2 separate regions of the Homo sapiens genome follow, and region 1 is linked to region 2. A link is an interaction called in ENCODE POLR2A ChIA-PET data of the cell type or tissue named here. Cell type or tissue: GM12878. All regions are shown on one strand. Links, peaks and the distances in the headings refer to the core of each region. The heading gives the core; the rest is flanking DNA.

Evidence for each region. ChIA-PET counts read pairs that join two places held together with the same protein. Peaks named below come from ENCODE experiments on the same cell type or tissue, not always from the same donor. Only the 100,000 strongest peaks of a DNase experiment are listed, where the experiment ranks them.
Region 1: POLR2A ChIA-PET joins it to region 2 with 6 read pairs; 8 of 35 experiments call an interaction of 5 or more read pairs at or near these places.

The regions. Positions count from the first base shown.
Region 1 is chr17:8,896,183-8,912,369 of GRCh38, reverse strand. It overlaps PIK3R5 (phosphoinositide-3-kinase regulatory subunit 5), which reads left to right. Exons shown (of 19, transcript NM_001142633.3): 2 at 863-978; 3 at 3,196-3,296; 4 at 6,633-6,701; 5 at 7,455-7,593. The coding sequence starts at 876. LOC124903921 (a long non-coding RNA gene) reads right to left here and starts at 11,573. Exons shown (of 3, transcript XR_007065612.1): 1 at 11,470-11,573; 2 at 11,053-11,147; 3 at 10,054-10,092. LOC124903920 (a long non-coding RNA gene) reads right to left here and starts at 15,184. Exons shown (of 3, transcript XR_007065611.1): 1 at 15,094-15,184; 2 at 14,784-14,949; 3 at 13,356-13,422. RefSeq lists an enhancer at 11,580-11,699. In GM12878, for the core only: a CTCF peak has its summit at 10,983; a DNase peak (open chromatin) is centred at 11,459; H3K4me3 peaks cover 1,124 bases; H3K27ac peaks cover 2,405 bases.
Region 2 is chr17:8,840,730-8,856,916 of GRCh38, reverse strand. PIK3R6 (phosphoinositide-3-kinase regulatory subunit 6) reads left to right here. Exons shown (of 20, transcript NM_001010855.4): 2 at 7,032-7,135. The coding sequence starts at 7,123. Among named protein-coding and RNA genes, the nearest start is that of PIK3R6, 19 kb to the left of the region's middle. In GM12878, for the core only: no CTCF peak of the experiment used is centred there; a DNase peak (open chromatin) is centred at 6,982; H3K4me3 peaks cover 261 bases; H3K27ac peaks cover 3,246 bases.

The DNA.
Region 1 (16,187 bases), core at 7,149-12,148, 53 kb before region 2:
GAGTCCAGGTTTGAGTGTAAGTCCGTCGGATGCCAGAGCCAAGCTTAATCACTGGGCCAAATCACCTTCCGTGGCTTCCCCAGAGACCCAGGAGCCCTCATACATAACTAAGAAGCTGGGCTGGCCCTGCTGGGGGCTCTCAGTTCCCCATACGGGGCTAAAACCCTCCTGAAATTCCCTCTTCAGTGACTTTCCAGCTCAGCTAAGCACCCCTTGGATTCTCCTCAGTAGGATGAGGAAGGAGGGCAGGGAAGGTCTTTGAATGACAGGTAACATTGCCAAGCCCCAGGGGAAGGAAAGAAAAATGGCAAAAGTGGAGGTTAGGGCAGAAAGGAAACAGATGCCTGTGACCTGGGCACCCAATCAGAGGGAGCTCCCTCCAAGCATATTGAGGGAGTTGCTGTGGCCTTGTCATCAGGAACACGCTCTCTGCCCCATCCCTGGAGGTTTGGAAAACACAGCCTGGAAATTCAGAAAAAGTCCTCCGAGTGATTCTGATTTTCCCCTCAGGATCTTCCTGCCCAGCCCACTGGGGTCTGACCACTCCCTGGGTACTTGGCGACACTTCCCACTGCCCAGTGCCCTTTCCACCTCTCTGCTCCCATTCCTGACCCCTTACTTCCCACACCTCTGTCCCGTTCTGCTGCAGGGGTGCTCTGTCCTGCCACTCAGATGTGGCCCTCCAGATGCCATTCCTACCCTGGAGGCAGCTGTAAGGCCCCTGGTCCTGTTTCCACAGCACCTGAGCTATAGCTGGGCTGGGCTGATCGCGCTGCACTGTGAGCACCTGTTGTCTTTACTGGACCAGGTGCTCTCTGGGAAAGGAGCTCGACAAGCTGACCGGCGTCTGTCCCCCATGCAGGCGATGACCCAGGATGCAGCCAGGGGCCACGACATGCACGGAGGACCGCATCCAGCATGCCCTGGAACGCTGCCTGCATGGACTCAGCCTCAGCCGCCGCTCCACCTCCTGGTCAGGTCGGTCCAAGGGAGCCGGGGAGGTGTTTGAGGGCTCAAGGAAGCCTCAGGGGCCACGGTGGGCACTGGACCAGGCATGGAAACTGGCAAATTCTAGGTGAAACCCTGTCTGTGTGACTTGGGCAAGCCTCAGCCTTCTCCTGGGCAGGTGCCTGGCGCAGCACTTGATGTAGTCAGACCTCAGTGTCTGGCACTTTCTCCCTTCTCCCACGGCATCTTCCTCATCCTACTCAGGGCTGGCTGCCTTTTACTTCTGGAAGAATCCATCGAATCTGCTTAGAAAACCACAACTGCTGATTCTGAAAAAGCAGCTGGGAATTCACAGGCAGCTCTCCCCAGAATTCTCCTGTTTGTTTGTTTCTAGTTCCCTCATAGTCCTATCCTCCTCTTCCCTATAGAATAAGGGAAAACTCAGCAGAGCTGCAGAGAGCAGGAGGCCTCTATGTTTCCCACCTCCCAGGACTAAAAAACAGGGTGTCCGCAGTCCCGGGCAGTTGCGTCTCTGAAGGCTGGCGCCTGGCTGTAATAATTCTTATGCTTGTAGAGCTTTCTCATGCCCCATATCTCACTGGCCTCCCTAACTTCTCCGTGAGTAGCCACCCAGTGCTCCTTGAACATACCTGGTCCCTCCGTACCTCAGCACCTTTGCACCTGCTGCCTGGAACTCTTCCCTGGGAAGTACACATAGCTGGCTCCTTCTCATCCAGGTCTCAGCTCAAATGTCGCTTCCTCTGAGAGGCTGTCCTTGGCCTTTGGAATGAGACAGACCTGGATTAAAGCTATCTCCCATTGGCTTTACAACCCTGCGCAGGCCACTTATCCTCCCAGGACCCTGGCTCTACTTGCCTTGTCTGCAAAATGGGAATAATAACAATGGAACCACTTTTCTGAAGGGACAGTGGGATCCTCAATGAAGATAATGTATTCAGAGGCCTAGCACTGTATTGGCACATAGTAGGTGGTCAATAAATGGTAGTTTTCTTTCTTGCCTGCTACCCAGGTTTTGATGGAGGCTAAGCTCATAGGGCTGGGGAGAGGGCTATCGTTAAGCAAAAGAATATAAAAATATCTGACCTTTGCAAATTTTCTGACAACCTGTGACCACATGGACACATTGTTAGAAGCCTCTAGAACTTTGGAAGGAGCCTGTACACGTGAGAGGTCCTGGAGCTTGAGCTCCACGAAGTTCAAGTTCAATCCATTTCCACTCCTGCGGCTCTCACTCCCCACTCCACACACACATACACACAGCCCCTCCCTGCTCCTCTGCCCCAGGCTGTCGCTTTAATTTTTAGGGGTTTACCCTTGCTGACTGCAGGGAAACAGAGACTGACAAAATAAGAAAGTCTGGGGAAGTTACAGAGTGACAAAGTGCTCATGGCAGCTTTTAAAATAGAACTCGTTTAGCTTCCCCTTCCTGGGCTCCATTGCCATTCCTGGGAAGCTCCATGGCTGCTGTAGACTCAGTCTTGCGTCTTGGGATGGAACTCACCGTGGCTCCTCTCTGTATTCTTCCAGCAATTTCTGCCTCTGTTCTAACCTCCCTGCAACTCATAGGTACCAGAACCCACTGTAGGAAACCAGGGCAGGAGAGGTTGTGGGAGAACTGGTGCTTCCACAGGGAGCGGAGTCATAGTGAGCTCATTGTCCTCTAAAGGGCTTCCCAGCCTGCATCTCCAATCCCTGTGTCTCTTGCATATGCAGGAACAGGGAATTTGTCATTATGTCTTGATGGGGCATGGTAGGGTTGAGTGTTGATCCAGCATCTTCTCCTAGATTCACTTACTTTAGAAAGGAGTGTTCCAGGCCGGGTGCAGTGGCTCACGCCTATAATCCCAGCACTTTGGGAGTCCGAGGCGGGCGGATCACGAGGTCAGGAGATCGAGACCATCTTGGCCAACATGGTGAAACCCCATCTCTACTAAAATACAAAAATTAGCTGGGTGCGGTGGCACGTGCCTGTAATCCCAGCTACTTGGGAGGCTGAGGCAGGGGAATCGCTTGAACCCGGGAGGCAGAGGTTGCAGTGAGCTGAGATCGCACCACTGCACTCCAGCCTGGCGACAGAGCAAGACTCTGTCTCAAAAAAAAAAAAGAGTGTTCCAGTGCAATACCACAGAAAAATGTTCCAGCATAAATGCCCCTTCTTTACAGCCCCTGCCTGAGTGTGACTGGAAGACACCAGAACTGACCCCTTGCCTCTCTCTCCTTTTCCAGCTGGGCTGTGTCTGAACTGCTGGAGCCTGCAGGAGCTGGTCAGCAGGGACCCGGGCCACTTCCTTATCCTCCTTGAGCAGATCCTGCAGAAGACCCGAGAGGTGAGGGGGAGTCAGGAATTGAAGGGCAGATCTGGGGTCGGCCTCGTAGAGTGGAGAAATAGGTCCCAGAGAACATCATTCCTGGGTGCCTGGACCTCCAGAGGGGCTGGGCAAAGGCCCTGGGAACCTGTGAGTTTTGTGTTTCGGTAGCACTTGCATATGAGAGGTTTCTAAGAAGGGGGTGCATTCAGTAAGAACACATCATACGCGAGCTAGGGTCCTGAGTTCAGCTACAGACATGGCTTATAAGTCCAGATATAGACTAGGAAGGGAGAAGACACTTTACCCAATTCCTTTCCTCAAAAAGATCCATAAAAACAAAGACAGGAAAGAGAAAACTGATCGGAAAGGTAAACTGAGGCCTCCTCTCTTAGTTCAGTCAATGGCTTCATGACAAAGAAGAGGAATGGGTTTAGTGCTGAGCTGGGCTTGGGTTCCAGAATAGCTGTGAGTCCCAAAAGAGGATTTGGGCTCTTTTGTAAAGAATTCTCTTTTATGGTTGTGTGTGTGTGTGTGTGTGTGTGTGTGTGTGTGTGTGTGTGTTTTAATTATTTTAAATACATGTGATTTGGAAAACATGTCACTTTCACTCTCGGCTACCTATCCCTGTAAGAAGATGCCCAAGGTTACAGTTCTGGCCCCACTATTTACCTGGTAGTTTTTTCCTTCATCATAAGCCAACCAGCTCAGAAGAGCTGAACCACCTCTGGAGCGCATAACATATAAACCCAAATGGAAAGTCTGGATCACCGTGTAGCAAAAGAGGAGGGTTTCATAGAAAGGTCTGATCTGCAAGGCTTGGTAGACACATTGTCTATTAAGGATAAAGAGAAGGAAGATTCTAAATTTGAGCCTACTGGGCTCATCTAGCAGAGAAGACATGATGGGGCTTTCTCTGTATCTCCAACCCCCATGAGTTCCAAAATGGACCGAGAAACCTTCTGACCAATGAATTCTAAATCATGTGGTGTGCACATGTGTGCATGTGGTGTGGTAGGTTGTATCAGAGAGGCAGTTCACAAAAGGAGAAATAGAAGTTGTAAACAAATATGAAAAAGCGATACTAAAATAAATGCAAATTAAAACCATAATGAGACAAACTTTGCCTAACAAATTAGCTAAAAAACAAAAGGTAAGGCCAGGTACAGTGGCTTGTGCCTGTAATCTAAGCACTTTGAGAGACTCAGGTGGGAGAAATCCTTGAGCCCAGGAGTTCAAGACCAGCCTGGGCAACATAGCAAGACCTCGTCTCTACAAAAAAATACAAAAACTAGCCAGTTGTGGTGGTGCACACCTGTAATCTCAGCTACTTGGGAGGCTGAGGCAGGATTGCTTGAGCCCAGGAGGTCAAGGCTGCAGTGAGCCAAGATCGTGCCACTGCACTCCAGCCTGTGCGACAGAGCAAGACCCTATTTCTCTCTCTCTCTCTCTTTTTTTTTTTTTTTGTTAAAAAAAGATAAAAACCAATGCAGGAAAAGCATGGTGAAAATCGTACTTTTATATATATAGATAGTATAAATGGCAAAATCCTTTTGGAAAGCAATATGACAATATGTCTCAAAGGTCATAAAAGTCTATAAACATGTTGATAATCTTTGATCTGTTGACTCCACTTCTTGAACTCCTTTCTAGATTAATAATCCAAATTATGGAAAAAGGAATGTGCTGCATAGTAGTGTTCATTGCAAAATATGTAAAATACCAAGAAAATAATCTTGAATGTCCACAATGAAACTAATAAGATGCCAGGCATGGTGGCTCACGCCTGTAATCCCAGCACTTTGGGAAGCCAAGGCGGGCGGATCATGAGGTCTGGAGATCAAGACCATCCTGGCCAACATGGTGAGACCCCATCTCTACTAAAAAAAAAAAAAATACAAAAATTAGCTGGGTATGGTGGCACGTGCTTGTAATCCCACCTACTTGGGAGGCTGAGGCACAAGAATTGGTTGAACCCAGGAGGCGGAGGTTGCAGTGAGCCGATATTGCACCACTGCACTCCAGCCTGGCGACAGAGCGAGACTCCATCTCAAAAAAGAAAAAGAAACTAATAAGTTATGGAGGTCTACCAGAAGGAGTATAATGCAGCTAAAAATGATGGATATTATCCAAGGGCATAAATAAAATTTAATATATGATACAATTACATCATAAGATTTATTAAATGGCTTAGGGAAAATTGACTAAACATTTGGAAAAAGATAGAGTGAGATCCCCAACTGACACCATATAGCAGGTGAAATTCTAGTTGCACTAAATATTTCTCCTTTTTTTTTGGAGACAGAGTCTCAGCCTCCCGAGTAGTTGGGATTACAGGTGTGCGCCACTGTGCCCAGCTAATTTTTGTATTTTTAGTACAGATGGGGTTTTGCCATGTTGGTCAGGCTGGTCTCGAACTCCTGGCCTCAAGTGATCCACCTGCCTCGGCCTCCCAAAGTGTTGAGATTACAAGCATGAGCCACTGGGCCCAGACTAAATATTTCAATTTCAGAAAACGAAGCTTCAAAGAAGATAAGAAAGTATATATGAATATTTACATGATCCTTGCATGCAAAAGCAAAAATCCATGAAGGAAAAATCAACACCTGTAATTTCTGTACATCAAAAATATTTATAAAATTAAAAGGCAAACAACCAACTGGAAAAAAATATTTATAACACAAATAACAGGTAAATGTATAACCAGAAGGGAAAAAAGGTGGTCTTAGAGACCGTATAGTAAAACAGAAATTTACTTATAATACTATATGTAAAATACGTTAGGAGTAAAAATATACACACAGCTTATAGCTTCGCAGACACAGGAACAGAAAACCAAACACCGCATGTTCTCACTCATAAGTGGGATTTGAACAATGAGAACACATGGACACAGGGAGGGGACATCACACACCGGGGCCTGTCGGGGATGGGGGACAAGGGGAGGGAGAGCATTAGGACAAATACCTAATGCATGTGGGGCTTAAAACCTAGATGACAGGTTGATGGGTGCAGCAAACCACCATGGCACATGTATACCTATGTAACAAACCTGCCCGTTCTGCACATGTATCCCAGAACTTAAAATAAAATTTAAAAACAAAGAAAAGAAAATACATAGGGCAAAAATGGCATCAGAAGAGGGACATTGAAACAGCTGTGGTTGGGTTTGGGAGGGGAAATTGTAAGTGTTTTCGTTTACATCCATTTTCCAAATGTTTGTCATGTGATTGCACTATTTTCCCCTAAAAAAAAAAAAAAAAGAAAGGCTAGAATGAGGAAGAACCACTGTATTCTGCCTCAGGGAGCCCTGGACCCCGTGAATGAGGCTCATTCCCCTTCTCCTCCTCTCCACAGGTCCAGGAGAAGGGCACCTACGACCTGCTCACCCCGCTGGCCCTGCTCTTCTATTCCACTGTTCTTTGTGTAAGTCCACGTGGGCCAGGATGCTGGAGGTGAGGGAGGAGGGGGAGGAGCGACCTCTATCTGGGGCAGAGCCCTCACACCTCTGGAGATAAGCAGAGAGAGAAACTGTCAAGCAGCGGCATGTGAAATGGGTTTCAACCCTTAGATGGCTTCAGAGCAGCCACCATGAGAGGCTTCTGGTGACTCCATGTGGCCGCCATGGTGCCTGGCATCTCTGGGCTCCCATGTTGGAACTGCTGTCACTGTCTGTTCACAGGCCACAAGAGATATTCTATGTCCACCTCATTTTTCACCCCAGTAGTCGGTTTCACCCAATGTGATCACCCCCTGTATTCACCAGACAGGGGGGCATCAAATGTGTACACTGACTGAATCCATCCTCAAAAAATAAACATTTACCTGTAATGAGGCTATTTAAGTAAAGGTGGTTTAGGCATTGAAGACCATTATCCATAACAAGTGTCAGCAATGGCACCATTTACCAGTAAGGGGACAGCCTTTCAGAGAGGCTCACTCAAGCATTGGGTAAAGCAAGTCCCTCCCAGTAGAGACACCCTGGGTGCCATCTTGCCCATCTGTAACCCACTCCCTGTGAGTAACTTCCAGTTCCACCTGACCTTGTCCTGGGACACGCTGCGGCCAGGAAATGTGTGTCTTTTGTGGAATATTCCAGAAAGGGAGCAGAAGCTGTCTGGGACTATCTGAGCCTTTTCTCACCTAGATCTCTTTGCTTGTTGCCTGCCTCCATCCTAGACACCACACTTCCCACCAGACTCGGATCTCCTTCTGAAGGCAGCCAGCACCTACCACCGGTTCCTGACCTGGCCTGTTCCTTACTGCAGCATCTGCCAGGAGCTGCTCACCTTCATTGATGCTGAACTCAAGGCCCCAGGTAAGCACTGAGGCAGCTGGCACGGGGGACAGGGCTCAGAAGGTCAGAATGCTTCCAACTCCTCTGAAACTGTTTTTTGTGACCCTCCTTACCTTGCATCCTTTGATTCATCTCTGCCAACGCCTTGGTTCACAAACATGGAGTCTCCTCTTCACAGCACCATCAAGCATCTGATGGTTGAATCCACACAAGATGAAAGTAAATATGGGAGGTAACTCGAGGAGGGATTGTTAGGGGAAGTAGGAGCAGGCACTCAGGGCAAGGAGACCCCACCTTGGCCTGTGCCTCTGATCTGGTTAGTCAAGGGGTCTCCAAGGCTACCCAGATCAGACAGAGAAGCCCCCAGGATGCTGACAAGAGGGCTTTGCATGTTCTCTGTGCCCCAGGAACAAGTAGGTAATTGTGTGTGTGGGTTGATGCAGTTTGGGTTGGGGAAGGTGGCTGGTACTAGGAACAATGACCACTGTGACAAATGTGGACAAGACCCGGGACTCAGTTTTCATGTGTGGGGTCTGAAAAGTAAGAATTCTTCAGAAATTGCAGGTGCTGTCATAGACATGCAAATCAGGTCTAAGGAAGCTACAGTAGTGCAGGAGAAAACTTAGCAAGTGTGATTTACTGAGAAGCGGCTCAGCGAATCAGTACTCAAAGGAATAAATTCGCAAAAGCATCTCAATAGATGCCTCTAAAATATTTCATAAAATTCATCATCATTCCTGATATTCAAAACCCCTCAATATATGGAAACGATTACTCTAGAAGTGCTTTTAATATGGCAACAGCCCAAGGTAAAATACTAGAGGCATGTTCTTTAGAGCCAATAATCTTCCTCTTTTGGCTTATAGGTATTTGCCTATGCAAAAAGACAAAAATAAAGAATACTTTCTCTTCTGAAGAAGAGAAATTTTAATTAGTTGGAGCTCAAACAATTGGTTTTCTGTCGAGACTGAGAGAATCCCCTGAACAAAGAATTGTCAGAACTAGAAAACAGGTAGCTAAGAGCTTTTTTTATAAACCAGCATTAACCAGTGAGAAAACATAATTTTAAAAAATTTACAATAGCAATTAAAAATAAAAAATAAAAGAAATTTTAATAACCTATATAGAGAAAACAAACTTTGCTGAAGAATGAATAATTGAAGAATCGTATTGCTGGGTTGAATCAATATTGTAACGAGACCAGGTGTTAGGAAAGTAAACGTAACCACAATCAAAATACCAAGATATTTTTAAAATTTATAAAATATATGTAAACTAAAAAACATAATATATAAATATTTTACAAATAAATAAATTTATATATAAAGAAAATAAAAAAATCTATTTGAAAGATTTATTTATGCACTTAGTATATATTCATTCATGTATTTTTAAAGGAGAGTAAGAAGGAAATATTTCCATTTTTTGAAGGTACTATAGGGCTATAGTTATTAAAATAGTACACTATGGGTATAAGAATAGATAGATAATGGAAGAAGATGTAATATCTAGAAATATATTAAATATACAAAATTATATTATATGACAAAGTGGCATCCTCAAATTACTGATGAAAAAATCAGTCATTTCATAGATGATATCAGGATAATTGGTAGACCATAAAAAATATTGAGTTAGAAGACTATCTAAAAAGGCCAGGTGTGGTGGCTCATGCCTGTAATCCCAGCACTTTGGGACGCCAAGGCGGGCAGATCACCTGAGGTCAGGAGTTCGAGACCAGCCTGACCAATATGGTGAAACCCCATCTCTACTAAAAATAGAAAATTAGCTGAGTGTGGTGGCATGAGCCTGTAATCCCAGCTACTCAGGAGGCTGAGGCAGGAGAATCACTTGAACCCAGGAGGTGGAGGTTCAAGTGCCTCCGAGATCACACCATTGCACTCCAGCCTGGGCAACAAGAGCGAAACTCTGTCTCAAAAAAAAAAAAAAATTCTATCTAAAAAATAAAATTAAGAGTTCTAATGCAAACATAAAAATAACTTTTAGATACATTAAAGGTTTAGGTGTAGAAGACAAGACCACAAAAACTACAGAAGAAAAATAGGTTGTATTAGCCTGGAGTGGAGAAGAGCTGCCAAACATATTCCCCAGGGCAAAAATTATAAAGGAAAAGACTAACAGATATGAAAGCATAAAATTTAAAGCTTTTCATATGGCAAGCCCACTTTGAGTGAAAGGTAAATGACAAACTGAGAAAAATATTTGCAATAAAAATTAATATATCAGGCCAAGTGCTGTGGCTCAGACCTGTAATCCCAGCATTTTGGGAGGCCGAGGTGGGCAGATCATGAGGTCTGGAGATCGAGACCATCCTGGCCAACATGGTGAAACCCGTCTCTACTAAAAATACAAAAATTATTTGGGCGTGGTGGCATACACCTGTAGTCCCAGCTACTCGGGAGGCTGAGGCAGAGAATCGCTTGAACCTGGGAGGCAGAGGTTGCAGTGAGTCAAGATCGTGCCATTGCACTCCAGCCTGCAGACAAAGCGAGACTCCATCTAAAAAAAAAAAAAAAAAAAAAAAAAATTAATATATCAAACCCATGAAGAGGTTTTTTTTTTAGTCCATTAAGAAATAGGCAAATACACTTATGGAAATATGAATAAATATGATTCAAGTACATCAAAAAGAACCCCCCAAAATATTCACCCTCACTACTCATAAAGAAAATGCAAAACTAAAGAGCAAGACTCTTCTTCCCCCCCTATCAAATTGGCAAAAATTAAAAAGAAAGAACAAAAATGCCAGCGCTGGTGAGGAATGGGGGGCTGTGTTTGCTAAAGCATCAGAAAGCATACCCTTTCACCCAGCAATTCCATTCCTCAATTTTATCCTGATGAATCCCTATGGATGTACAAAGATGTAGCTACAAAACAAAGACGTTCATCAACGCATCCTTGCTAATAATCAACCAATGCCAAAAAACCTAAATATTGAACATGGTTGAGTATACTGCGGCAAAGTCATTTGGTGGAATGATATTCAATTATTAAAAATGATATTGTAGAAATAGTTACTGAGCTCAAAAGATGTTGAATAACTAGTTGAGCGAAAAAGCAGTCCCCCCAATACTAAGTATGTTATAATCCCATTTTTGTTTTCTCTCTTTCTAATGTATACATGCACCAGGTCCTGTTTAGTACTGGCAGCGTTTAATTCTCACCTTACACATTAAACACACACAGAACAGAAGTACCAAATCTTATTCCCCAACAACTTATGGACCCTAGAAAGCTCAAGACTGGCTTGTAAATTTCTTTGGAAGTGTTCATAACTTTCCTACCCAACCAGTTACCTGATCTGTCTGCGCCCCACCCAGTCAGCTGACCTGTCTGTGCCTCGCCCAATCAGCTGATCTACCTGCCCCCCCATCAGTCAGCTGTCTGTCATTACAAAGAGCAGAGCAAGTACAGCTAGGGATGGCCAACCCCCAAGTCTACCTATAACAAGGTCCTCACCTCATGGTAGAGACTTGGGTGGAGATTTAGGACATCAGGAAGACCCTTAGGAGGCGCTGGACTCTGAAAGGTAAAAGCTGGGTTTGCCAACCCAGCTTCCCAAGGAAAGGAACAAACCAGTTAAAGGAACAAACCCTAAAGGAACACGCCAGTTTAAGGTCAAACTCCTTCATTCCCTCCCACACTCCCTCCCACTGTCCCCCAAAACAAACAGATCAGAATGCCTTCTGAGCTTCTGGTTGGTGACTGAAGTTCCTTTGCTAGGAGGCAATGCCTTTCTTCCTTTCGAGTACGCTCAGAGAAAGAATTTAAAATGCAAATGTCTTGGCAGGGCGTTGGGTTTCCACCAAAGACCGAAATGATTCTTTTTTATTTTGAAAAGGATAAGAGAGTTGTGGGGTTGGGGGAGGGGATTACCTGTGGGGAGACCACTTCCCAGTTTCAAGTAGAACCGGCTGTCCCTCCTCAGCTCAATGCACGCTATGCCTTGAGATATTTTTGCAGGCGGCTGGGTAGAAACTCCGTTCTGGGCAGCACAGAAAGCAGATGTGCCACGGAGGTGCTGGCGGTGGTGAGGCCCTGGCCCTGGAATGATAACATGTGAAGCCTGCAGCACAAGGGCCAGGCAGGGCAGCAGCTGGAGCCGGAAGTAGAATGAGGGTCCTTTGGCCTCAGAGCAGGGGGGACTCTTGGAACCATCACTCACTGCTGATGGCCTTTTCCTCCACATCCTTCCCGGGACCATGTGAAGCTTCAGATATCCTGGTGACCAAGGAGAAGTCAGATGCCCCAAGAGGGCAGCTCAAGCCAAGTACCCATGGCAGGAACCTCTCCTCTTCCAGGGAAAGCAGAACCAAAATAGGAAACCATCAACTCTCCCTCGTTTCGGGGAATCATTTTCAAACAGTTCCAAAACCTCACACATACGTAAATATACAGTGAGCCTGTGCCCGCTCATTAATGAGGAAACCAGCACGATGATAGAGCTGGCTTAAAGGAGGATCCAAGAAACTGAGATGAGCTCCTCATGGAAGCTAGAGTAAGACTCAAAGTTAGATACCAAATAGTTAACATCACAGAGGGGAATAAAACCATAACCTTTGAGGTTATCTTTTCTATTGAACAAAAATCTCTTGCAACTTATCTCACATCCACCAGTTAACCTTCAATTTTAAAGAACCTAAGCCCTAATTAATGACAGATAGTTAAACAAAATTACCTTCTACATGACCCTTAAATGAGCTTGTTGAAAAATACTTTCGCACGATTTTTTTTTTTTTAAGATGGAATCTCGCTCTGTCACCCAGGCTGGAATGCAGTGGCACGACCTCGGCTCACTGCAACCTCTGCCTCCTGGGTTCAAGCGATTCTTCTGCCTCAGCTTCCCGAGTAGCTGGGACTACAGGCGTGCACCACCATGCCTGGCTAATTTTTGTATTTTTAGTAGAGACGGGGTTTCACCATATTGGCCAGGCTGGTCTCGAACTCCTAACCTTGTGAGCCGCCCACCTCGGCCTCCCAAAGTGCTGGGATTACAAGCATGAGCCACCGCGCCCAGCCTTTCCTATGATTTTCAACAGGCCTGCTGCCCAATTCCTGAGTCCCTCCCACCCCCAGTTAAGTGGAGAAAGAGCTAGGATGGAGGCCAGGGAACTTGAATGCTTGAAGGAGAGGCTGAATAACTTAGTGGCTTCTAGTCCTTGGGACCAGACCATTGTACTTGCAAATACTGGGTCTGCTACTTACTAACTGTGGGCCTTCAGCAAGACGTTTAGCTTGTGAGCTTCCGTTTCCTCATCTGTAAAATGGGTGTATAGCAATGCCTCCCTGTCAATGCAGTTAGTGAGGATTAATGTTGGCCTAATTGATTTCACAGTGCTGGGGGCAGTAAGGGTTGCAGTGGTGTTAGCTTAGAAGGTAGGTCCTGGTAAAGTCACAGGGAGAAATGAGAAGGGACGTGGGGAGGTGGGCCCTCCCCCCGTGAAGTCTTAGGGACCCAGTTGCCATGGAAATGAATGAAACAGTTTATCCTGCTTTGATGTGGCTGGGTGGCAGAGGAAGTGGGCCTGTTATCAAGGCTGGGGGCCTCCCCCTGCTTCCTGACTCCACCCCCGTATGATCGCCCAGTGCCTCAATTCTGGAGGTAGCAGGAAACCTCACGTCAGTGCCACTGGGTCCTGCCCACCACAGCCCTCTTGGGCTCAGCCCACATGTTTATTGAATATTTACTCTATGCCTGCATAGCTGTGCCGACCACAATACTTTCCTGCAAAGAATTTACCTGTAAACCTGGGGGATGACATGGGGCATCTTACATGCAAACCGCTCTGCAATTTTCAAAGCACACAGACCTCAAGGATTGCACCTTGCCTGTAGGGGAAGAAGGAAAAGTCATATTCTTCTCATTATAAAATGGGAAATGATTTTGAGAAGACCAAGTTCAGTATTTCTTGTTTAAGCTACAAAGTGAAGTATGAAAGAGGGAACACGAACCCTTGTATGACAGAGACCTACACTTCGTCACTTATTAGTTAATGACCTTGGACAAGTTCCTTAGACTCTCTGAGCCTCCTGGTCAAAAGCAGGATTATAATTATCGTTGATGATGATGACGAGGAGGACAGCAATGATGCCAGGGTTGCTTATGGCATATGAAGCACCGTCATAGGTTGGTCCCATCTAACCCTCAGAACACCTCCCTGGGTAGTTACTATTATTCCCATTTTTCAGATGCTGAAACTGAAGGCTCGACATTTATGTAACTTGCCCCAGGTCACATAGCTGACAAGAGCTCTACCACTTGAACCCATATCTCTTTGATACCAAAAGTCATATCCCATCCTTTTCACATTTGCATAAAGCTGTGTTTCTACCAAGAGGCACTGACAGATGGCTGCATGACCCTGGGTTGCCCAGGCTGTCTTTTTATAAACGCTCTCCCCCTTGGGGAATTTCTCCTGCCCCTTTCCCTTTGGGTTGCTTAATATGGCTTCATACCCTTTGACTTCCTATCAAATGGGGAACAAACCTGGGTTAGGTCAGTTTTGCTTATCAGCGGGTGGCAGGTGAATTCAGAATGTTCTTCAGTGGTGTTACATTTCTCTGGGGACATTACTGATCACAGACATTTGGATTTTATACTTTTTGTCTCTGGTTATGGAATGAAAGGTTAGACCTCTTGAAGGATGTCAAACATCATTGACTAGTAGGTGGGGGAGGTTTAGGGAAAAGAGTAGAGGCAGGTGTTCCAGAAACCACACGGTGTGATCAGTTAGGACTGAGCTGGCTGCCTATAGCAGAAAGCCCCAAACAACTATGCCTTAAACTCTCAGGGGCTATTTTTCTTTTACACACAGACACACAGACACACACACCACACACACACACATACACACACACAATCTGTATGAAGGCAGGCCAGCATTGGCATGGTGGCCCCATGAACATCCTGGACCAGCCTTCCCTCATCTTTCCACTCCACCATCCTTGGCAAAAGTCACCATCTTCAAGGTTGCTTCTTGGTCTAGGATGGCTGCTGGAGTGCTGGCCATCATGTCCACATTCCAGTTAACAGAAAGAAGGAGGTGAGGGGGGTTGCACCTAACACATTCTGCAAGGGAGGTTGAGAAATTGACTCATCAACTGGGTACAATGCCCAGTGTCCCACTCATAAAAAAACGAGGAATGGATATTGAGTAGATGCCTAGAAGTCTCTGCCACATATGACTTACTTGTAAGAGTAGCCCATAAGGCCTGGATTGGTCCTGTTAGGGTGACTCTCACCAGGGTGGTGAAAGGGTGTTATGAAAGGTCTCATCTCAGTTCGCCCCCACAAGCCCGGTGGCTCTGCAAAGCTGGAGACCTCATCCCACAGGCGTTTCCGTGGGGTCACTGCACCTGTTCAGAGCAGCATATGTCTTGTGGTGGCACTGGCCTTTCATTCCAAGAACTCACATCTCCTCTGCCTGCATGAAGGCCTGCCCAGTGGGTTCCTTCCCCCCAGTATTTTCCTCTTGGCTTTCTAGCCACATTCCTTCTCACCTTCCCCCTCTCTGCTCCTGGACTCCCGGTGGCCAGAGATTCCGAGCCTCCCTTGTTATGTCTTCTCCTTTGTTTATTCACCTGAAATCCGTGCTTCACCTTCCTGCCCAGGCCCTGCTGAGGCCCACAGCCATGAGTCCCCAATTCCTCCAGCCTCTCTGGAGTCCAGGACCCTGGGGATGGGGAGCAGGAAGGCGCTATACATGGGACCCCCAGTGAGGAGGGAAGTGTAAGAGAAACCCTGCTGTGGGGAGTGGTGTGCCTGGTGTTTGCTTCAGGGTATGAGGTAGGTCAAACTGTCCACCATGAGTTGATATTAATCATAGTTGCTGGAGAACCAAACCTGATCTAGTCTCATTTGGAGATTGCAATGCCGTTGGGGCCGGGCTCTGCTTCCACCCTGTTGATTCCGTGGAATCTTGGTGTTCCCCTTGTAGGAGGAAACTGAGTCAGATGTGGTTGCTCCCTGCCTCCCCCAGGCTCAAGTACCCACATCACCCTCAGCATGGACCTGTCTATCCGTGTGTCATTAATACCAGTGCTTGCTTGATGGCAGATGTAGTGATTTTCCTGTGTCCTGGATCTTCACAGTCTGCTGTTCTGTGCAGGATCCCCATCTATTTGCAACTTTGAAAAAGAGTGGAAGCTTTGATGGGTGAACAAGGCTTAATGGCGAAGGGCCTTGGACACCTGGGCCAGGAGTTTGAACTTCACTATGAGTGTGTTCTGCCCACTCACCCCGTTCTTCGCCTGTATGGGGTGACTTCTCTCAATTTCTTACTTGCTAGAGCCTGACGTAGGAACAACCCAGGCAAGATTTTTGTTTAGCCCTTGCACCAATCTTGATCTAAGAAGCTAAACTCAGAAAGTTGTTTCCATCTGCTAAGGTGACCAAGAAAGGGTGTGATCTAAGATCAAAGGGAGAGAGGTGTCTGTGGATCTGAGGCTCCCCAGTGCAGCCTCCCTGTTTGGGGAGTGGAGGGTGGAGTTAAGGGTGGTCTCGAAACTGACATTGCACACCCCACTTAGCATTCATGGCCTCCCTGGCATCACCAGGTAACATTGTGAAAACCAAGCCCATGGAGGGTGCTGGG
Region 2 (16,187 bases), core at 4,750-9,749:
CTCCCAGATGTTCATGTAATTACTATGTCCCTGAACATAATATATTAGCTCTCTTCTTTTGTGTGTGCCATCTGTTACACAGTAAAAAATAAGGTCAAATATACTTAAGATTAAGAAATCAGAAAATGTAGAAATGTATTAAAAATTACCTGTGACCCCACTGTTTATGGGTAAGTAATATCACTTTTTTTGTAGTTTAGTGTGTATCATTAAAAGGTAAGAGACTGACACACACACAAGTACAGGTGAAACTGGGGAAATCGGAATAAAATGTATCGACATCAACATCCTGGGGTTTTTTGTTTGTTTGTTTTTGAGATGGAGTTTCACTCTTTCACCCAGGCTGGAGTGCAGTGGTAAGACCTCAGCTCACTGCAAACTCCATCTCCTGGGTTCAAGCGATTCTCCTGCTTCAGCCTCCCGGGTAGCTGGGATTACAGGCACCTGCCACCATGCCTGGCTAATTTTTGTATTTTTATTAGAGACGTGGTTCCACCATTTTGGCCAGCCTGGTCTCGAACTCCTGACCTCAAGTGATCCACCTGCCTCACCATCCCAAAGTGTTGGGATTATAGGCGTGAGCCACCACGCCTGACCAATATCTTGATTTTGATACAGTAACATTGTTTGCAAGATGTTATCACTGGGGGGAAACTGGGTAAAGGGTACCCAGAAACTCTGTGCTATTTCTTGCCACTGCATGGGAATTTACAGTTATCTCAGAATTAAAAGTTTGACTAAAAAAGAGATAAAGACTCCTTTATCTGACACTGACCTATTTTCTGACCCTGTAGTTTTTATTTTCGTTTCTAGAATGTCATATAAATGGAACCATACGGCATGCAGGATTTAGCGCCTGGCTGCCTTTACTCAGCATGTCTCTGAGATTCACGCGTGTCGTTGCACGTAGTTCTCTTTTTAATGCCGAGGATTCTGCTGTGTGGGTGTATCACAGTTTGCTCATTCACGTACCCACTGAAGGCATTTGTGTTGTTTCCAGTTTGGGGCCATTCTGAATAGAGCTGCTATATATATCCATGAGCAGGTGTTTGTGTGAACATAAGTTTTTATTTCTCTGGAGGAAAAAGCTAGGGATTACGGGATCATACAGTAAGTGACGCATAACTTTATGAGAAATTGTCAAACTGTTTTCCAGAACGGCTGTGCCATTTTGCATTCTCACCAGTAACGTATGAGAATTCCAATTCCTCCTGACGGGTTGATGGGTGCAGCAAACCACCATGGCACGTGTATACCAATGTAACAAACCTGCACGTTCTGCACATGTATCCCAGAACTTAAAGTATAATTTTTAAAAAGAGAGAATTTCAGTTCCTCCGTGTGCTCTCCAGCACTTTCTATTGCTCATTTTAAAATCTTAGTCATTCTAATAGGCATATAGTGAGATCTCATGGTTTTCATCTGCCTTTCCCAAACTGCTGATAGCATTGAGCATTTTTTTAATGTGTTTATTTGCCATCCACATATCTTTTTTAGTAAAGTATTTATTTAGATCTTTTGCCCATTTGGGGAGTATTATTTGTTTTCTTACTGTTGAATTTTGAGAGTTATTTATTTATCCTAGTTTTCTTTTTTTTTTCTTTGTCAGATGTGATTTGCAAATATTTTCTCTAGGTCTATACTTTGCTTCTTCATTTTATTTTATTATTTTATTTTATTTTATTGTTGTTTTGTTTTGTTTTGTTTTGTTTTGTTTTGTTTCTGAGATGGAGTCTCGCTCTGTCACCCAGGCTAGAGTCCAGTGGCACGATCTCAGCTCACTACAACCTCTGCTGCCCGGGTTCAAGTGATTCTCCTGCCTCAGCCTCCTGAGTAACTGGGATTACAGGCATGAGCCACCACAGCCAACTAATGTTTGTATTTTTAGTAGAAATGGGGTTTCACTATATTGGCCAGGCTAGTCTTGAACTCCTGACCTCAGGTGATCCACCCACCTTGGCCTCCCAAATGTTGGGATTACAGGTGTGAGCCACTGTGCCCGGCCCGTTTTTTCATTTTGTTAAAGGTATCTGTCATAAAACCAAAGTTTTAAATTTTGATGAAGTCTAATTTGTCATGTTTTTCCTCTTATGGATCATGCTTTGGTATTGTATCTAAAAACTTCTTCCTTCACATGAGGTTACAAGGATTTTTTCCTATGCTTTCTTCTAAAAGTTTATTGTTTTGAATTTTACATTCAAATCTATGTCCACTTTTAGTTTATTTTTGTGTAAGGTCTGGAATTTACGTCAAGGTTTTGCTTCTTGTTTTGCATATCGATGATCAATTGTTCCATCACCATTTGTTGAAAAGACTCCTTTCTCCATTGACTTGCCTTTACAACTTTATCAAAAATCAATTAGCCATATCTGTGTGGGCCTGCTTCCGAACTCTTCGTTCTGTTCCATTGATTTATGTGTCTAGCCCTTCACTAATAACTTTATAGTAATTCTTAAAATAAGGAGTGCGAAGCTGAGCGTGGTGGCTCACACCTGTAATCCCAGCACTTTGGGAGACCGAGGCGGGAGGATAACGAGGTCAGGAGTTCAAGACCAGCCTGGCCAACATAGTGAAACCCTGTCTCTACTAAAAATACAAAAATTACCTGGGCATGGTGGCGTGTGCCTGTAGTCCCAGCTACCTGGGAGGCTGAAGCAGGAGAATTGCTTGAACCCAGGAGGCGGAGGTTGCAGTGAGCCAAGATCACGCATCGCACTCCAGCCTGGCGACAGAGCAAGACTCCGTTTCAAAAAAAAATAAAAATAAAGGAGTGTGAGTTCTCAGGCATTATTCATTTTCAAAACTGTTTGGCTAATCCAATTCCTCTGCCTTTCCCTATAAACTTTAGAATTGACTTATATGTATCTACAAAAAAAAATCCTGCTGGTATTTTTATTGGAATTACCTTAAATATGTAAATGATTTTGGAGAGAATTGACTTTTTTTTTTTTTTTTCAGACGGAGTCTCTCTCTGTCACCAGGCTAGAGTACAGTGGCATGATCTCAGCTCACTGCAACCTCCGCCTCCTGGGTTCAAACGATTCTCCTGCCTCAGCCTCCCGAGTAGCTGGGACTACAGGCGCATGCCACCACACCCAGCTAATTTTTTCCATTTTTAGTAGAGACAGGGTTTCATCATGTTAGCCAGGATGGTCTTGATCTCCTGGCCTCGTGACCTGCCCCCCTTGGCCTCCCAAAGTGCCGGGATTACAGATGTGAGCCACTGTGCCTGGCTGAGAATTGACATCTTAACTATACTGGGTCTTCCAAACAATGAACACAGTATTTCTCTCCATTTATTTAGGTCTTCTGTGATTTATCTAATTAGCATTTCATAGTTTTCATCATATGGCTCCTGCACGTTTTGTTAGATTTATCTCTAAATATTTATTTATTATTTTATTATTATTATTATTATTTTTTTTTTTTTTTGAGATGGAGTCTTGCTCTGTCACCCAGGCTGGAGTGCAGTGGCACAATCTCGGCTCACTGCAAGCTCCACTGCCCGAGTTCACACCATTCTCCTGCCTCAGCCTCCCGAGTAGCTGGGACTACAGGCACCCGCCACCACCCCTGGCTAATTTTTTGTATTTTTAGTAGAGACGGGGTTTCACCATGTTAGCCAGGATGGTCTCCATCTGCTGATCCTGTGATCTGCCCCCCTCGGCCTCCCAAAGTGCTGGGATTACAGGCGTGAGCTACTGCGCCCCACCTAAATATTTATTTAAAAAAAAAATTTGGAGCTATTGTAAATGGTATTGTATCTTCCGAATTCAGCCAATACAGATGTACACCATAATTTTATAACTGCATAGTATTTTGTTGCACAGATTAATTTATTTACTTGGTACTCTATAATTGTGCCTTTATTTTTTTTTTCTGGTTGTACTCTATTGTTAACAATGTTTTAATGAATGCTGTTGTACATATCATTTATCCATTTGTCCAATATTTCCCTTCAGATAGGTTTTTAAAGGTCGAATTGCTTAGACAAAAAAGTATGAATATTTTGAATTTTGATAAATATTGTCCAGCAATCACCCAGAAAGGCTATACTAATTTCTCTTCTCACCAACTATGTATGACTGGAAATTTTCTCATATCCTATCCTTGCCAATACTGGATGTCATTATCTTTTGTCATAATTTTTGCCACTCTCTCTCTTTTTTTTTTTTTTTGAGACAGAGTCTCCCTCTGTCACCCAGGCTGGAGTGCAGTAGCGACATCTTGACTCACTACAACCTCCACCTCCCAGGTTCAAGTGATTCTCCTACCTCAGCCTCCCAAGTAGCTGGGATTACAGGCACACGCCACCACACCTGGCTAATTTTTTTATTTTTTAGTAGAGACGGGGTTTCACCACGTTGGTCAGGCTGGTCTCGAACTCTTGACCTCATGATCCGCCCACCTCGGCCTCCCCAAGTGCTGGGATTACAGGTGTGAGCCACCGCACCTGGCCTGCCACTCTCATTTTAATATTCATTTCTATGATTGTCAGTAGGCTGAAATTGTAGTACATTATAATTACAATCCATTGCTGAATTCAATGAGTTGATATCTACTTTTAAATGTTATATCGATATTTGCATGTAAGTGTGGTCTAGTTTGCTATTTTGGTAAAATATGGATATGTAAAATTTACCATCTTAACCATTTTTAAGTATATAATTCAATGGCATTAAGTACATTCACAATATTGAGCAACCATTACTGCTATCCATTTCCAGAACCTTCTCATCATTCCAAACAGAGACTCTGTACCCATTAAACAGTAACTTCCCTTTCATCCCTTCCCCAGTCCCTGGTAACCTCTGTCATACTTGCTGTCTCTGCCTCTGTGAATTTGCCTATTCTAGGTATCTAATATTAGTGGAATTATACAATATTTGTCCTTTTATGACTGACTTACTTCACTCAGCATAATGTTCTCAAGGTTCATCCATGATGCAGCATATATCTGAATTTCATTCCTTTTTAAGGCTGAATAACTTTCCACTCTATGTATAAATCATATTTTGTTTATCTGTTCATTGCTTCTCTGTTGATGGACATTTGAGTTGCTTCTACCATTTTGCTGTTTTGAATAATGCTTCTATTAATATTGGTGTGCAAGTATCTGTTTGAGTTCCTGTTTTCAATTCGTTTGGGTCTTTACCTAAAAGTGAAATTGTTAGATCATGTGATAATTCTATGCTTGACTTTTTGAAGAACATGCCATACGATTTTCCACAGCGGCGATGCCATGTTGAATTCCCACCAGCAATGCACCACATCCTCCCAGAGTCTGCGCCCCAGAGCAATAAACTCAATGACTGGAAAGCAGGGGGACTCCAAACAAATCCAATTTCTCCACATCCTTGCCAATGCTTGTTATTTTGTGGTTTTTTGTTTGGTTGGTTTGTTTTGTTTTGTTTTGTTTTGGGACGGAGTCTCACTCTGTCGCCCAGGCTGGAGTGCAGTGGCGCGATCTCGGCTCACTGCAAGCTCCGCCTCCCGGGGTTCACGCCATTCTCCTGCCCCAGCCTCCCAAGTAGCTGGGACTACAGGCGCCCACCACCACGCCCGGCTAATTTTTGTATTTTTAGTAGAGACAGGGTTTCACCATGTTAGCCAGGATGATCTCCATCTCCTGACCTCGTGATCTGCCCGCCTCGGCCTCCCAAAATGCTGGGATTACAGGAGTGAACCATCGTGCCCGGCCGGTTTTTTGTTTTTTTGTTTTTGTTTTTTTTTTCTGTATATCTAAAATGGTCATTCCAATGGGTGTGAAGTGCGTGATCCATTTTTTTTTTAACTACCTTTATTAGATTTTGGTATCAAGGTGAAGCTGGCCTTGTCCAATAAACTGAGAATCTTCTCTTCTTTCTCCATGCTTTGGAGCAGATTAAATAACGTAGATATTTTCTTTGTAGGTTTGAAAAAACTTATCAGAAGAACTATCTGAGCCAGACACCACTCTCTTAGAGCTAGTTCTTTGACAACTGTCTCTATTTCCTCACTGGTTACAAATATAAGCAGTTTTTCTAACTCTTCTAGAGCCTTTTGAGTCATTTTTATTGTCCTAGAAAACCATGTGCGACACAGGGGACTCAGATTTTCTTTTTTGGTATAAAGAAATATATATATGACATTTATCATTTCTAATATTGTCTCTTCGTTATCTCTTTTTAGATTAGCTTTCCCAGTTATACGTTTGTTTGTTTGTTCGCTTGTTTTCTCTCCAAAAACAATCTCTTAGGTTTATTTGGAGTTCCTCTGCGTTCTAGTCATTGGGTTTATCGCTCTGGGGAGCAGACTCTGGGAGGACCTCCCACTGGGGTCACAGTGGAGCAGACAGAGGTCATGCTTAAGGGAGGGCTCTAGAGCCAGACGGTCTGAGTTCCAAGTCCTCATTCCTTGCTTACTAGCTATTTAACTTTGAATAGCTATTTACCCTCTCTGTGTTTCAGTTTCCCCATCTGCAGAACTGGGGAGGGGGGAGAGATAGAACCTGCCTCATAAGCTTAATATTAATATTAAAAAGTTGGCATTTCTTAAGTGCTTAGAAGAGTGATGCCTGGCACATAGTAAGCACTATATAAGTTTTCTCTTTTTTCTTTCTTTTTTTTTTTTTTTTGAGCCAGTCTCACCCTTGCCCAGGCTGGAGTGCAATGGCACCATCTCAGCTCACTGCAACATCCGCCTCCCAGGTTCAGGCGATTCTCCTGCCTCAGCCTCCTGAGTAGCTGGAATTACAGGCACCTGCCACCATGCCCAGCTAATTTTTTGTATTTTTAGTAGAGACGGGGTTTCACCATGTTTGTTGGGCTGGTCTCGAACTCCTGACCTCAAGTGATCCACCCGCCTTGGCCTCCCAACGTGCTGGGATTACAGGCATGAGCCACTGCACCCAGTCATAAGTTTTCTTAAATACATCTAGACTTCCCCCCAGTGTGCTAGAAGCCTAGGTCCCTTAGGAGCTTCTCCATTTCCCAAGGTGCTTTCTGCACCTTCCCACTGCTTCCACTAATTAACTACCTCTTATTTTGCAGAACCACCTCTGTGCAGAAAAGCAACCACCTTGTTCTCTATTCTGCTGCCCGAGACAACCACATCCTCCTCCTCCTACACCCAAAGGCTCCCATGGAGAGCTCAGGTCAGTGTGGTGGGGGGAAAGGGGTCTAGTGAGCCTGCTGCCGAGTGGGGAAGGCCCTTCTCATGGGTGAGGATGCCTCTAGGGCTGGCAGGACCCCCTGCACATAGACAGGCTGCAAGACCCCAATTCAGGGATCCTGCCTAAATGTAAGAACATCTTGAGAGTTGGACATCTACACACTTGCACAAGGCTCCAACTGCTCGCTGGACACTGAGCTTGACAATGGGAATAATGACAAGAATAGCCAAGATTGATTGCCAAATACTTGTGACTATTTAACAAAAACCTATATAGCACTTACAATGGATTGAGGAGGGATAAAAGCACTTGACAAATATGAACTCATTTAGTCTTGGTTAACCTCCTAAGACAGGTATTATTACTCTCGTTTTACAGGAGGGGAAATGGAGGCATGCCAGGGGCAGGTACTTTTCCCCCAGTCACATAGCTATTGAGTGGTCAAATCAGGAGTGGAACCCAATAGTCTAGCTCCAGTGTCTAGGCTTAATGATTTCAGTATGGATTGCTTCGCAAAAATGCCAGAAGGATTCTGTGAGGTGGGGCTAGCACGATGATTATCCTCATTTTTCTGAGAGGTAAACTGAGGCTTGGAGAGGTTATATAATTTGCTCAAAGCCACACAGCTAGTAAGTGGCAAAGCCAGAAAGTGGGGCCTAGTCCGGCTGATTTTCAAAGCCTGGACTCTTACCCTAAGTCAACTTGGGACAACAGGGAAAGATGACCAACCCCCACCAAGATGTGTGTCATCTATTGGTCACCCGGAAAGTCAAAGATCACACCTTAGGCCACCACGCTGAGACTCTAATTCCCCTAAAGATCCATCTCCTGGGGAAGGGAAGGGCATCCCCTAGGCAGGGTCAGCTGCTCGGTTGCTAATATTCCTATGGCATAAATTCTTTTGACATCCATCCATCCAACCATCCATCCATCCTCAGAGAGCCTCGTCCAATCAGAAGTAGCTCCATGGAGTCAGGCAACCCCAGTGAATCCTGGTGTTACAATATTCTGGGTCATCTGTAACCAGCTGGGGTTTGGGGTGGGAGGCTCGGAATGGGGAAGCTCTGTGAAAATCTCCTAAATACAGTCAGGCACTGCATATTGGCAATGTTTTGGTCAACGACGAGCCTTATAAACAGCAGCGGTCCCATAAGAGAGTACCATATTTTTACTGTACCTTTTCTATGTTTAGATATGTTTAGACACACAGATACCATTGTGTGACAACTGCCTACAGTACTCAGTGCAGTCACACGCTGTGTAGGTTTGTAGCCTAGGTGTGTAGTAGGCTATGCTGTGTAGGTTTGTGTAAGTGCACTCTGTGATATTCATACAATGATGAAATTGCCCCGTGACATATTTCTCGGAACATATCGCCGTAGTTAAGTGACACATCAAGGTATTTCAAAACCAACTTACTTTGCACTCACTTTATAACAATAAATACATGCCATGCTGTCTTTTAGGAAAAGAGGTGCACCAATAAAGGTTTATTATATATAAGCAATAGAAACTGATGTGGCCAATTTCATTTTTTAAAAATGTGGCCAAGCATCAAAGGAAAAGCTGAAGCACCAGACACCAGAAAGGGCAGGGGAAGGGTAGCCCTGCCAAAAGGACGGAGAGAGATAGACAGTGTCCTTGGAGAGCACACCAGGCGTCCTTCCCTCCTGGCCATTCTCTGAAAAAGGCTGTCTGAGAGAGACAGAGACAGAGAGTATCAGTCCTTGGGCAGCTTGGTCCTGTGCCCACACCAAGGCTGAAGCTAAGTAGGCACCTGGGTCACAGTCCCACCAAGACTGCAATAAGCAGGGAGGGATGCTGGGCAGGTGAAACCACTGACTTCCCCCTCCAAAGGTGTGGCAGATGATTCCCAGATCCAGTGGATAAAAGGAAACATCCCCAAATCAGGATGACCAGGACTGCAGTTGTCTTTCCACATTATGATTTTTTTTTTTTTTGAGACAGAGTCTCTCTCTGCCACCCAGGCTGGAGTGCAATGACACCATCTCGGCTGACTGCAACTTCCACCTCCCAGGTTCAAGCGATTCTCCAGCCTCAACCTCCCAAGTAGCTGGGATTACAGGCATGCACCACCATGTCCGGCTATTTTTTTTGTATTTTTAGTAGAGACGGGGTTTCACCGTGTTGCCCAGGCTGGTCTCGAACTCCTGACCTCAGGTGATACACCTGCCTCGGCCTCCCAAAGTGCTGGGATTACAGGCGTGAGCCACTGTACCTGGCCTGTGATTGTTTTTAACACTCTCCACCTTCCCACAGCTCTTGGAGTCCTCCCATCCTACAGTTAAGAAGAGGGGTACCTGAGAAGTAAAATATTTATTTCAGGGTATGCAAAAGAGCAATATTTCAGAGGCACTAAGGCTATTGTTATTTTGCCATGCCTGCAAACAGGAGTAAGATTGCAAAGGTTTTCCAAACAATCTGAGCCTTTATACTGCATAGGGGTAAGGAGGATCAGGTGTAGGCTGGAGGAGGTGCATCTGGGTACTGGGGGCCCTCTAGGTGTGACTTTCTGTGGTTGGAGAGGCAATATGTGACAAAGGTAAGGGCTCTAGACCTGGAATCTATCAAACAGGGAGAACAGTATTTGTCCTGCCAAACTCACAGGGTGCTTGTCAGAATCAAGTGAGATAAGACACTGGAAAACACTTTACATATCCATGAGTCAGTCAGAGAATAGTAGCTGCTTTAGCAAATGGCCCCAAATGTCAGAGGATTAAGACAACACATGCTTATTCTCACTCTCACCACAGTCCAATTTGGGCTTCAAGCAGGCAATGAGACTTATTCCCTCTTGTGGAAAGGGAAGAGGAGTATGGAGGACAGTGCAGGGAACACAGGCCTACAAGGGACTTAATCACTTCCACCACATTCCATTGGCCAGAATGCAGTCACATGGCTATTATCTAACTGCAGGGGAGTTTGGGAAATGTAGTCTTGCTGTCTCTTGGTGACAAAAATGAACTTGGTCTGGTGAGCACATAGCATCACCTTACCATACCTATGGAAGATTCTCTGTGTGTATGCCTTTCAAGTGCTGTTTAAATGTCAGATATCCAAGGAGGTGAAAGATCTTTACAAGCAGAAGTACAAAGCACTGCTAAAAAGAAATTATAGATGACACAAACAAATGGAAAACTATTCCAATGGTCACGGATTGGAAGAATCAATATTGTTAAAATGTCCATACCGCCCAAAGCAATCTGCAGATTCAACACTATTCCTATCAAACTACCAATGTCATTTTTCACAGAACTAGAAAAAAACTATTCTAAAATTTATATGGAACCAAAAAAGGGCCCAAATAGCCAAAGCAATCCTAAGTAAAAAGAACCAAGCTGGAGGCATCACATTACCTAACTTCAGACTCTACTACAAGGCTACAGTAACAAAAACAGCATGGTACTAGTATAAAAATAGACATATAAACAATGGAACACAATAGAGAATCCAGAAATAAAGCTACATACCTACAGCCACCTGATCTTTGACAAAGTTGACAAACATAAGCAATGGGGAAAGGACTTTCTATTCAATAAATGGTACTGGGATAACTGGCTAGCCATATGCAGAAGAATGAAACTGAACCACTACCCTTCCCCATATACAAAAATTAACTCAAGATAGATGAAAGATTTAAATGTAAGACCTCAAACTATATGAATCCTAGGCAACACCATTCTAGACATCAATCTTTTGAAAGAATTTATGACTAAGTCCTCAAAAGCAATTGCAACAAAAACAAAAATCGACAATTGAGACCTAATTACACTAAAAAGCTTCTTTTTGTTTTGTTTTGATTTTTTGAGACATAGTCTCGCTCTGTTGCCCAGGCTGGAGTGCAGTGGCGTAATCTCAGCTCACTGCAATCTCCACCCCCCAGGTTTAAGCGATTCTCGTGCCTCAGCTTCCTGTGTAGCTGGGATCATCATTACGCCTAGCTAATTTTTGTATTTTTAGTAGAGACAGGATTTTGCCGTGTTAGCCAGGCTAGTCTCGAACTCCTGGCCTCAAGTGATCTGCCCCCCTCTGCCTCCCAAAGTGCTGGGATTACAGGCATGAGCCACCGTGCCTGGCCTACACTAAAGAGCTTTTGCACAGCAAAATAAATTATCAACAGAGTAAACAGACAACCTACAGAATGGGAGAAAATATTCACAAAGTATGCATTCCAACAGAGGTCTAATATCCAGAATATATAAGGAATTTACACAACTGATTAAGCAAAAAACAAATAACCCCACTTAAAAAATGGGTAAAAGACATGAACAGACACTTCTCAAAAGAAGACATACAAGCAGCCAACAAATATGGAAAAATGCTCTACGTTACTAATTATCAGAGACATGCAAATCAAAACCATCTCACACCAGTCAGAATGGCTACTAGTAAAAAGTCAAAAAACAACAGATGCTGGCAAGGCTGTGGAGTAAAGGGAATGCTTATACACTGTTGGTGAGAATGTAAACTAGTTCAGCCACTGTGGAAAGCAGTTTGGAGATTTCACAAAGAACTTAAAACAGAGCTACCATTCGACCCAGCAATCCCACTACTGGGTATATATCCCCCCAAAAACAAATCATTCTATCAAAAAGACCCATGCACTTGCACGTTCATTGCAGCACTATTCACAAAAGCAAAAATGTGGCATCTACTTAGGTGCCTGTCAACAACAGACTGGATAAAGAAAATGTGTTACATATACAACATGGAATACTATGCAGCCATAAAAAAGAACGAAATCATATCCTTCGTTGCAATATGGATGGAGCTGGAAGCTATTACACTAAGCAAATTAATGTAGGAACAGAAAGCCAAATACTGCATGTTCTCACTTATAGGTGGGAGCTAAACTTTGGGTACTCATGGACACAAAGATGGCAACAATAGAAACTGGGGGCTACTAGAATGGGGAGGGAGGGAAAGGGGCAAGAGTTGAAAAACTAGTTAGTGTGGGTACTAGTACTACTCATATGAGTAGTACTATTATTAGTAACAGTACTCATAGTACCTAGGTGATGTGATCATCCATACTACAAACCTCAGCATCAAGCAATATATCCGGGTAACAAACCTGCACATGTACCTCCTGAACCTAAAATAAAAGTTAAAAAAATTTTAAATAAAAAAAGTTTAATATTAATAATAATATTAATACCTAATTAGTAATATCCCACATTCCTGGATGCAGAGGAGGATAATAATAATGGATGCCATTTATCTATTGACTATTCGAGTCATCAAGGATGTTAGACCTGCATACCATATGTGAACAATGCTGAGCCACTTGAGTCACAGGAAATATCCCATTTCTTTCTTCCATTTAATCAAATCAAAACCAGCTTCAACCTCTCATATTCCAAGGTTAGGATGAACTCTAGCATCATTCACTTGGAGTGCTTCCCCCTACGTGGGAGTTTGTGAGAAGCTCAGGGTTTATAAAGTCTGGGTAGTGGGAAAAGTCTGTCGTCTCCAGTCCACGGTGGCTACAGCCACCAGAACTGCTTGGCCAGACTTGCAAGGTGCAGAGGGAGATAGAGCCTGCCTTGAGGGACATTCTCGTGCTCTGGTGAAGATGGCTCAGGAGACCTTTGCTGTGGCATCAGAGGCACAGGGCTCAGTGCTTAGCGGCCTTCATCTGACCTTTGCCGCCACTGGTAAGCTTTGTCCCAGCCGGTCTGATTTTCCTCATTCCCTGGAACCCTATATCCCTTGTGCGTTCACAGTCTTAGGGAATCCAACCTCCACCCTTGGGCTGGGCCACTCTCCTCTTTAAAAGCATCAACCTTCTTCTGCACCTTTTTAGACAATCCAGCTTGATTGGCTCAATCAACTTGCCAGGAGCCTCAGACTCAGTGCCTCCAGGGGCCAGGCAGAGGATATAAATGAGTGAAACCGAGGCATGGGGAACTACAAAGACCTAGAGAAGCTGTGCCTATCTAAGGGGGCAATTGCTCCCCACCCCCTATGATTGTCACATGTGAGAAGAATCCAGGTTCGGTGTCAGCAGATTGTCAGATTTTCGAGAGATGCCAGAAACCCAAACGTTATGCAAAATCTCCTGACTTGTAAATGTTGGCAGCTAATTCATTGCTTTTTTTTTTTAAGACACTATACAAGCCCAAACAAAACACATAGCAAGCCAGATGTGGACCAAAGCCTGAGAGTTTGTTTTAGCTACCCAGACATTCAAAAACAAAATTTATTTGAAGTGGTCTCCCAGGGCTACTGGCAACTTCTCTATTTTTCTGTGAAACATAAAAATTCAACTTCCCTTGCAAAGCAAGGGGACCCAAGCTCAGAAGACAAAGGCTTGGCTGTGCTTCTGATGAGGGGAATGAGAGGAAATCACATTTGTCACAGTTTTCAGCCTTTCTTTGCAAATATACAATGGAAGACAGAATAAGAAAGAGGAAGAAGGAAGGAAAAAAGAAAGGAAGGAAGGGAGGGAGAGAGAGAAGGAGGGAGGAGAGAGAAAAAAGACTTAGCACCAGCTAATTTTCTAATAACTCATCCTGCATTAACTCATTAAATCTTCATGCAAGGTGGAAATGCATAGACGGAGGAAAGACTGTGACCAACCTTCATGCTGAGCTAAATGATTTCCTCAACAGTCTGGGGAGATGATGCTCTGCCCAGCAGAGGGACCAGGTGGGCAGATGTGGCTGTAGTATCCTGTCCACTCTCAGCCTGGAGGAGATTCAGGACCAGGCCTTGCCAAGTGGGGGCTTCAGGGATGTGGACCCCGTAGGCTTTGCATGGGTCTGAGGAGGGGCCAGACCATGAGCACTAGCACCTATGGTGACTTGGCCTAAAAATATTTTAACTCTTGGACTGCAATCTGCTGATTTTTAAATTTGTTATCTCTATTCTACTTACTTCCAAAGGAATCTGAAGCAATTCAGATATAGATTAAATAGAATATAAAGCAGGAGGACCAAAAAGGAGCCAAGAAGAGAGATCCCTGTCACATGAGATGAGCTAATTTTTGAGGCTGGGCCCCAATTTGACCGTAAGTTTCCTGATAGCCCAGTCAAAGAGGAACCCTTGGGGCATGTGGTTTGTGTTGTCTGACAACTGGAGAATACACACTCACCTATAATGGCAAACTCTTGGTGGGAGCTAATTGCAAAGAGGAATTTATTGTGTGAGGAGTGTTTCCCGTACTTCTTGTCTGAGTCTGGATCTGCCAAGAAGCAGACACCAAGTTCAAGGATTTATTTGGGGAAACACTTGTGTGACAGAAATGGAGAGGGACCTGGGAGAGCAGCTGTCAGACCCTGGTGCAAATCTGACTCCAAATGAAGGAGAAAAGGAAGAAGGGTCAGTGGAAATGCCTTGGACTGATGGGAGTCCAAGAAAAGCTCAGCAGGGCAGTTGGAGAAGCTTGAGCGTCTCCTGGGGAAGGTCCTGCTTTAGAACCACTACCATACCGTGTATTTTGGCTGGGAGGCGTGGCTCAGCAGAAAGTGATGGATTTCACAGCTGTCTTAGTCTGTTTGCATTGCTATAATATAAAGGAATACCTGCAGCTGGGTAATTTATAAAGAAAAGAGGTTTATTTGGCTCAGCGTTCTGCAGGCTGTACAAGAAGCAGGGTGCCAGCATCTGCTTCTGATAAGGGGCTCAGGGCTCAGGAAACTTCCACTCCTGGTGGAAGGGGAGCCAGTGTGTACAGATCACATGCTGAGAGATGAAGCAAGAGAGAGGGGGAAGGTGCCGGGCTCTTTTTAACAACCAGTTCTCAGGGGAACAAATAGAATGAGAACTCACTCATTACCGCAAGGATGGCATTCATGAAGCATCCACCACCATGACCCTAACACCTCCCATTAGGCCCCACGTCCAACACTGGGGAACAAATTTCAATATGAGATTTGGAGGGTCAAATATCCAAACCACTGCAACAGCACAGCAACTGGGGACCTGGTTCCATTAAACTCCCGGTAGTGGGAGAGGAGCGAGGTACATTCTCACAGCTACCACACTTCCCAAATGTCAGTTGCTTATTCTTGTACCACTTTCATGGTTTTTTTTTTTTCCCATGTCAACGTACCACTGTTAAAGAAAGAAATTATTCTGGAACTTATTAAATGGTAAGGAAGACTTATCCAAGACTATTGCATTAGGAAAGAGAAAGCAGTCTCAACTTGGAATAAAGAAAAGCCAGTTGGGGATTTATAGCCAATGAGCAGAGTGAAGGGGTCAGCGGATGGAAAATTCCTAAGAGGAGACATCAAGGGTCGGGACATTCTTGCTAAACTGAGCTAACAGGATTTTTGCTAGAGGCACAAGTCAAATTCTTATACATCGACGGTAAGGGATGAAGGGGTTCAGGAGATATCAAGAGTGGAGGACTCCAACCTAAACTGATTTGGCAGGATTCTTGCTAAAACTGGGATGGGCAGGCCAAAGGCAGGACAGGAGCCAGGGCTGAGCCCTAGTGAAGAAGAGGGCTAAGAGGAGGCTGAGTAAGGTTTGGTCAAGGAGAGAGTCTTTGTTACCACCTGTCCTGGTATGTATCTGATACGATTCTTTAAATTGACTTTAGATTTTAGCTTTATACTTGGGGCGGGGGGTGGAGACTACCAGAAAAGACAGGGTGCTGTAGGCTTCAAAAAAATAAATAAATAAAATAAATAAGTTTTAGCTTCATGCATGGATTCAGGAACTACTAAAAATAATGGCAAAGGCTTGGCGTGGTGGCTCATGCCTGTCATCCCAGCACTTTGGAAGGCCGAGGCGGGCAGATCACGAGGTCAGGAGATTGAGACCATCCTAGCTAACACGGTGAAATCCCGTCTCTGCTAAAAATACAAAAAATTAGCCAGGCGTGGTGGCAGGCGCCTGTAGTCCCAGCTACTCGGGAGGCTGAGGCAGGAGAATGGCGTGAACCCAGGAGGCGGAGATTGCAGTGAGCCAAGATTGCGCCACTGCACTCCAGCCTGGATGACAGAGTTAGACTCCGTCTCACACACACACACACACACAAAAATAATAATAATAATGGCAA